2 separate regions of the Homo sapiens genome follow, and region 1 is linked to region 2. Evidence: read pairs that join two places in POLR2A ChIA-PET (ENCODE). Cell type or tissue: MCF 10A. All regions are shown on one strand.

Evidence for each region. Peaks named below come from ENCODE experiments on the same cell type or tissue, not always from the same donor. Only the 100,000 strongest peaks of a DNase experiment are listed, where the experiment ranks them.
Region 1: POLR2A ChIA-PET joins it to region 2 with 8 read pairs; 1 of 35 experiments calls an interaction of 5 or more read pairs at or near these places.

What each region holds. Positions count from the first base shown.
Region 1 is chr1:184,415,078-184,419,077 of GRCh38, reverse strand. All of the region lies in intron 1 of C1orf21 (chromosome 1 open reading frame 21), which reads right to left. Among named protein-coding and RNA genes, the nearest start is that of C1orf21, 30 kb to the right of the region's middle. In MCF 10A, no CTCF peak of the experiment used is centred here; a DNase peak (open chromatin) is centred at 2,387.
Region 2 is chr1:184,361,376-184,365,375 of GRCh38, reverse strand. No RefSeq gene overlaps it. Among named protein-coding and RNA genes, the nearest start is that of C1orf21-DT, 23 kb to the left of the region's middle. RefSeq lists enhancers at 911-1,411, 1,412-1,912. In MCF 10A, no CTCF peak of the experiment used is centred here; DNase peaks (open chromatin) are centred at 865 and 2,375.

The sequences.
Region 1 (4,000 bases), 54 kb before region 2:
TTCACCTCTTCAACAGCACCAAACAACAGAAAGACCCCTTGGACATATTATGGAAAGCCTCTAGAGTGCAGTTTACTCATGTAAAGAAAACATGGCCCAAGAACACACAGACACATATACACACACAAAAAAGAAGCTGTACTTTTATAACAAAACATATGGTCATTCTTACAAAATCATTCTGACATTGTGATAGCCAAACCAACAGTAGTAGAATGTGAAACAGGAACTGGCATGAGCTACTAAATTCAACATCAGTCTCCCTGAAGACCTGCTACATGACCAGGAGAGCCTCAGACCTCTTCACTAAGCCTCAACAAACTGGTGCTGCCACCAAGCCTTCTGTAGTGCCTGAGGATATTGACATTAAATGAGAAAAATCTGTGTCAAAATTAATGAATCCACAAAAGAAAGGCATTCTGTAAATTCAAGTATTTCTTGATCACAAACAAGTTCTGAGGAGTAGTGTGAGAGCCATTTCACAAGCCCAACAGAGCAAAACCTAAGTCAAGTCAGACAGCTAAGTCCAGCAGTTCCCAGAGCGCAGAAGAAAAGTTATAACTTCGCCGGGCACAGTGGTTCAAGCCTGTAATCACAGCACTTTGAGAGGCCAAGGCAGGTAGATTGCTTCAGCCCAGGAGTTCAAGACCAGACTGGGCAACATGGTGAAACCCTATCTCTACAAAAAACATACAAAAAAATTAGCCAGGCATGGTGGCACATGCCAGCTATTTGGGAGGCTGAGGTGGGAAGATCACCTGAGCCCAGGAGGCAAGGCTGCAGTGAGCCATGATGGCGCCACTGCATTCCAGCCCTGGGAGACAGAGTAAGACCCTATCTCCAAAAAATAAAGAGAAGTTATGATAACTCTATTGGAGGTTCTTTCCTCTGATTCAGCACAGTGGTGGACCAAAGTTTTAGTTGATGACAGGCCACAAAGGAGACAGGATCTATGAGCAAAAGTTTCCAGAAGGGTCAGCTTCTCTTCAGGAAAGGGGAAATACTCCAAACCAGTCACTCACTTATTTGGCTAAGAATAGGGACTGTGTGGTTAGGCAAGGGTGGGAATGCCCACTCAGAGGCTACCATCACCACCTTAACCAACTCCTGAACCAAAGACATTGAAAGGAGAGGGAGGTCAGCAAAGAGTTCTGCTGCCCCCACACATTCATGCAGCGATACCCCATCCCCTGTCAGACCTGGCCTTATCCCAACACATTGATTATGTCTTCTATACAAACTCCCACAGTGGTTTCTCCACCAGATACAGCATAAGAAAACATTTGCTTTCACCATTCCAAGATGGGAGGTGGCAAGCTCAGTGACTAGAGAAAGCGGGAGAAGAAGAATCTGGCATTCTGATGTTTGAAACTGCCTGATTCAGATGAAATATCTTCTACTGCAAGGTATCATGTGAATAACTGAAGTTTTTCTTTTACTTGTTCGTTCTATATTTTGAGTTTAAAGATGCAAAGTTAGATTACACACAAACACCAAGAATTCCTTTTGTGATAAGTGCTAAAAACCTCAAATTTTAAATCCCTGCTTAAACTGTGTTAAATAAGATACCAAACCTAAAGTCTAAATTTTTGAGGTCTATAATTTGCAGATATTTTTACTTTATTGTAGTGTAAAATAAACAAGCTGGGTTAAATTAAAAGCCTTCACAAGCATTCCGTAGCTACTCTGAGAGCTATCTTGACACATGGATGTCTTTGGGGGAGGGGTGTATTTCAGATCTAACTGTACTTAAAAAATAGCATTGTCGCTATGGAAGCAGCTCTAAATTTTGACCGTTTTTCCTTATGCTAGCAAAGGCCATTTTCTTTTTATGCAGCTTTTCTTTTCACTGAAAAGGGCTCTGACAGTAATCCTCTGAGTCTGCAGCATGTCCTGCCTTGCCTACAGTCACCCTTCCCTCTTAGTGTCAAGCACTGCTCTTTCGACTGAGCCAAAAACAGGAGAGTATAAATCACCTGGAATTTACACACACACACCCCACAAGAGATTTTCATTCATTCAATCATTCCTTCCTTGAAGGAATCATAGGCAATACCCATTCAGGTCCTTGTCACTAAACTGGCCTAATTCCAATCTCCTGTTTCTCAGACCCTTCATTGGCAACTTTTCCATCAAAATCGTCAAGTAAGTGTGACCAATTTTTGTTTTAAAACAAATGTGTCAGGAATTTTATGTCTAAGAGTGGTCATCTTTAGAAACTAGCATTTCTTCCAGTAACACGATGAAAAACATTGCTCCATTATGTTTGAAACACTTCCTTCTGAGCTGCCTCCGAAGTCTGTGTCCCATTCCAATAGGTCAGGGATGATTATCATTCTTTGAAGATATATTTCATTCTGGGAAGCAACAACAGGCATTCAGAGACAACCCTGCCAAATAAGGTAGGTGATCATGCTGAGTAATACTGCTTTTCATAAAAATGAGGTGTAGCCCTTAAGCAATGAAACCAGTTTTCTCATGAGGATCATTACCTGACTTTGAAGGGAAATTCAAGAGTTCCAAAAGTGATTTGTGCTGGACATTTTTGCTTTTTTTTAATTTTAAGCAATGACAAATTATTTGGGATTAGTATAAAAAATCACCAAAGCTACTTGGAAGACAGCATTTCCCACTTAGACACACATAGGCACATATATAATAAATTAAATTAAATTAAATTAATGATTTCTGTCAACTGCCTTCTAACATTTTGATTAATTTTCATAAAATTTTATTTTTTCCCATTGTAATTCTTATAGGTTAAAATCATCCACTGCAATGGAAACAAAATCTTAAAATACATGATTCCTTCAAGGAACAAATTACTGAATGAGTAAAAGTCTTATTTAAAATCTTAGAATAAAATAGCTTTAGAAAGCACTCATCCAAAAAAAACATTTATGGAGCAAATACTAGTGAAGAAAGAGATATTCAGTTTGCCAGGGGTGACCATCTAGATAGCCTTTCAATAAATCATCTCTTTAGGAAGATGATTTTGTTCCTATGAAGATGTGGTTTGGTTCATCTCTGGCAATCCTTTTTGCCTAGGACTGTTCTTACATGTTATCCAAATTGTTTTCACTAAGTGGAAGGGAATAAGGTTCCCGATTATATTCCTGAGAAGATGTAGAAAGGATCTTCCTACTCTATGTTCTAATTCTAAGAAAAAGTTTCTTTTGCAATGATGGGATCAACACTTCTATCCTGTGGCAGTTCAGGGGACATTGTCAATATTAAAACCTGTAAAACAGGTAATCAGTGCTGCAGGAGAAGGATGAATCCAAAATCTTCGATTTGCACATTCAAGTCAATTTGCCATAAGTAGGCCTAATAGACTTTTGAAGGTACAGACTTGGAAATAAGGTGTTGCTGTAACTAATACCTAAAAATATAGGAGGTGGCTTTCTAACTTCATTGAGCTTCACTCCATGATGCTTCCAATAATTTCCTTTCTCTTCTGTTTCATTTTTTTAATGCTTTTCAAAATCTACTAAATTGATTTAATGACTCATTAATAGGTCACCTCCCACAGTTTGGAAAGCACTGACCTACGCCATGTGTTTTTGGCAATGTGGCTCACAGACCACCTCCATCAGAACAGAACACGCAAAATAAGCAAATTTCAGGGCTCCATCCCAGACCTACTGAACAGATTATCTGTTAGTAAAACCCAGGAACTGTTGCTTCAATTATCTTCCTAGATGATTCTGATGTGCACTTAAGTTTGAAAACTAGTCTAGACACTTACCGAGTAAGGAGTCAAAAGAAGAAGGTCCAAAGAGGCTAAGTGATTTTTTACTGTCACATTCCTAATTAGTAGTAAAGCCAACAGGAGAGGTCCTTGCCTCCTGGCTTCCTGGTTAGTGTTCTTTAAACACATAAACTTGGGCTACCTATGCCCATCTCCAATGCAACACCCCACAACTTTACTCAACGGCCACGCTCCAGTGCCTGGAACAATGTCATGTTGAGTGAGGGTCAGGAGGAACCAAAGGAAGGT
Region 2 (4,000 bases):
TGGGACTACAGGTGTGAGCCACCTTGCCTGGCTAGTTAGGATGCTTTTGACTGTAAGAACAGAAAATCCACCAGAAGTGGCTTAGACAATAAGGGCATTTATTACCTCACATAACAATAAAGTCTTGAAGTCAGGTGATTTTGGGGTTTTAAATTCAGCTCAGAGTTCACTGGGGATCCAGATTCTTCCCATCTGTGATGGCTAATTTTTTGTGTCAACTTGACTGGGTAAGGAATACCCAGGTAGGTGACTAAACATTATTTTTGGGTGTGTTTGTGAGAGTGTTTCTGGAAGAGATGAGCATTTGAATCAGTGCACTAAGTAAAGAAGATCTGCCCTCACCATTGTGGGCAAGTATCATCCAATCCACTGAATGCCCACTGAATAGCAGAGTGAATTCTCTCCCTGTCTGTTTCTTTTTGAGATGGAGCCTCACTCTGTCACCCAGGCTGGAGTGCAGTGGCACAATCTTGGCTTACTACAGCCTCCACCTCCCGGGTTCAAGTGATTCTCCTGCCCTAGCCTCCCAAGTAGCTGGGATTATAGGCATGCACCACCACCTCTGGCTAATTTTTTTTTTTTTTTTTTTTTTTTGGTACAGACGGGATTTCACCATGTTGGCCAGGCTGGTCTTGAACTCTTGACATCAAGTGATCCGCCTACCTTGGCCTCCCAAAGTGCTGGGATTACAGGCATGAGCCACCATGCCCAGCCTCTCCCTGTCTCCTTGATCTGAGACATCCATTTTCTCCCACCCTTGGACATCACAGCTCTTGGTTCTGGGGCCTTCTGACTCTGGGACTTACACTAGCTCCACCTCCCACTGTCCCTCCCTTGACCTTGAGAACACTCCGGGTTCTCAGGCTTTTGGCCTCGGAGTGGGAGTTACATCACCAGGAGTCAATTTCCTGGTTCTCCAGCTTGCCGTTGGCAGATCTTGGAACTTGTAGGCCTCTATAATTGTGTGAGCCAAGTTTCATTATATGTCTCCTCTTACATCTCTCTATATTTCTCTCTATATATGTTTCTCTGGAGAACCTAATAAACCATCTTTCTATTACACCATCCTCATTGTGTTAGCTTTTGGCTCCAGGCATATTCACTCATGGTTTCAAGGTGGCTACAGCAGCCCTGAGCATCATATCCACACAAAAGTATCCAATGGCCTAAGAAGAAACATCTTTATATTTCTTTTGAACAGCAAACAGAACTTTCCAGAAGCTCCTCCCGCAGAGTCCTCTATGCAAACACTAATGAAGCCACCACCTTGCTGAGAAGACTTGCCCTCGATCCCTCCTGCTCACACGATCAATCGTGCCTTACTCACGAAGCCTCAGGGCTGCATGGTGCCAAGCTCGGGCACTCATCTGCCTGCCTGTCCCAGGCCTGTGGGCTGTGTGTCACCTGTGCTAAGGCCCTGGGCTCAGAGAGCTTCCATCCGAGCTGGAAGCAACACTGCAGAGAAGCTAAATAGCCCACCCCAGCCTCTGCCGGGGACCCAGGAGGAAGCAGTAACGGCGAGGTGTGCAGCCACGGGGGCTGGTGAGGTAAGAGCACCCCCATATCCAGGTGAGGACAAAGTCATCCATGGGACATGTAGCTCTAGAATAAGGCTATTTGCACCAGGAGTTTTCAAGCCATTTTGCTTCAGAGCTCGTTTTGCAGCAGCAAACTCCAGGCCAGAGCCCAGACCTCAGCTGTACTGTGTTCTGTGTGCAGGGAAGCCCATGAACTTTGACAGCTATGGAGACATACATGTCCCTGCTGTGATCCTGAAGACCTTCCTGTGAGAGCTGTCCCAACTGCTGCCCATCTTTGAGGCCTGCAGACTTCCCCTTGCAGAAGTCCCCCTGCAGACTTCCTGTCAAAACAAGAAGTATCATTGGCCAGAATTGTGGGTCGCATGCTTATTCCTAAACCAATGACTGGAAAGGAAATGGAATTATCATGATTTGTCCAACCACTGAGATTCAACCCCTGGGGCTGGGGAGAAGGCCAGCCTCCCCTGAAGAATTTGGCTGTTTGATTCCTGAACAAATGGGAATACCTATAACAAGAAAACGGGGCAGTAGTTGATGGTAGAGGGAATGGATGTAAGGTGGGCAACTAGAGGGTCTGCCACAGCAGAGGTACAAGGCAGAAGCACTTCCATGCAAAGAGCAACTCCAGCTACGGGATCCTTCTCTGATGACCACTGGGCTTGACCTTGCTTCACAGATGAGCTTCTCTTACAGGAATGAGTTTTGCTGATCTTTAAGATAGCTTCTGAGGACACTCTGTGCTGTATATTCTGCTTGTTCATATTACACCACCTTGACCTGAAGCCAAATTATGCATAAGAGTTATAAAATGGTTTATGGCTAGGCAGGCAAGCTGATGTCATTTGTCAAATGTGGCACTCTAGAATTATCCTACCAGTATAAAACCATACAAAGGCTTTTCCACAGAATATTTATAGGAAAAATGTGCTTTTGCAACAAGAATGAATCACCCTACAACTTACTCCATTTGGAATAATGAAATAAGGAACCAGCCTGTTGGGCAATGGTGAGGGGAGTAAGAAAATGGTAACCAGTGAAGATGTCTTTCAGGTTTAACCTCAGTGAACAAATTTGGGTGGTGCTTCTTGAGTTGGTCCTTCCTTGTAAAACGGAAATTATAAGCTTCTTCGAAACGGAGAAGTTTGATTTCCCATATGCAAACTACTCAGAAGTAGATGGGACCATATAAATACGCTTCAAGAAAATATTTCCAGGATACCTAACTTGGTGCTTTATATGTAGTACTGTATAGTCATCCTTTGATTAATTGATTGTCGTGGAATTCCTTCAAGAAATTATCAAAACAAGAAGATTCTCAAGTATTGCATACCTTGGCAATATTATTAGCACTAAATCTTTCTTTGCAGATACAAAAACTATCTCTCAGATTTATACCAGTGGTTTTCAGCTATGGCTGCCCATTGAATCACCTGCAGGACTTTAAACAAAGGATGCCTAGTCCCGCCCCCAGAGTTTCTGATTTGATATAGGGTAAAGCCTGGGTATTGAAATGTTTTAAAGGTGATTTTAATATGCAACCGCTGTTGAATGCCTGCATCAGAATCACCCAGAAGGCTTATTACTATACGGATTACTGGGCCCAACTTGAGAATTTCTGATTCAGTAGGTTTGGGATGGGGCCCGAGAATTTGCATCTTTGAACAAATTCCCAAAAGACGTTGATGCTGCTGGTTAGGGGACTACACTTTGAGAACCACTGATCTACAGCGGGGTTCAGCAAACTGCAGGTTGTGGGTCCAGTCTGGCTAGAGGCTTTTGTATAGCCCATGAGCTCAGAATGATTTTACATTTTAAAACGTAAAGAAGGCAAAAAAAGGTAAAGGTGTAAAGAAACAAAACCAAAACAACAACAATAGCAAAAACAAAGAAGAATATACAACAGATACCCTGCAGCCCACAAAGCCTAAAGTATTGACTATCTGGGCTTTTACAAAAAATGTTTGCTTGAGCCCTGCTCTAAAGGATCATGAGTTCTCATGGAAGAAAAGTAAGATTCTTAAGGAGAAGGGAAAAGCTTTGGTGGGAAAATTTGTTTTGGTAGGCATGGGGGAAACTCTAAACCCAGCTGTGAGATTTTTAACCCCCTACTATGTGCCAGGGGAGTGGCATAATTTCATTTAATCTTGACAACAATACAGTTAGTATCACTCCCTCTTTTATGGATCAGAAAATGGAGGCTCAAGAGATATTAACTTGCTAGTATATAAAGTTACTAAAGTCATAGAACTATTGAGGTAGGAGATGAGACACGACTCTGGAGGTTGGGCTCAGACACCAGACCAAATTGAGGACTAGCTAAAACAGGGAAAGGGTAGAAACAGCTTTCCATAGGACATGCCCTCCAGTGTGCCATGTCAGTTTACCATTGCCATGCAACACATCAGAGTTACCTCCCCTTTCCATGGCAACAACCTCACCACCTGAAAGTTACCACCCTT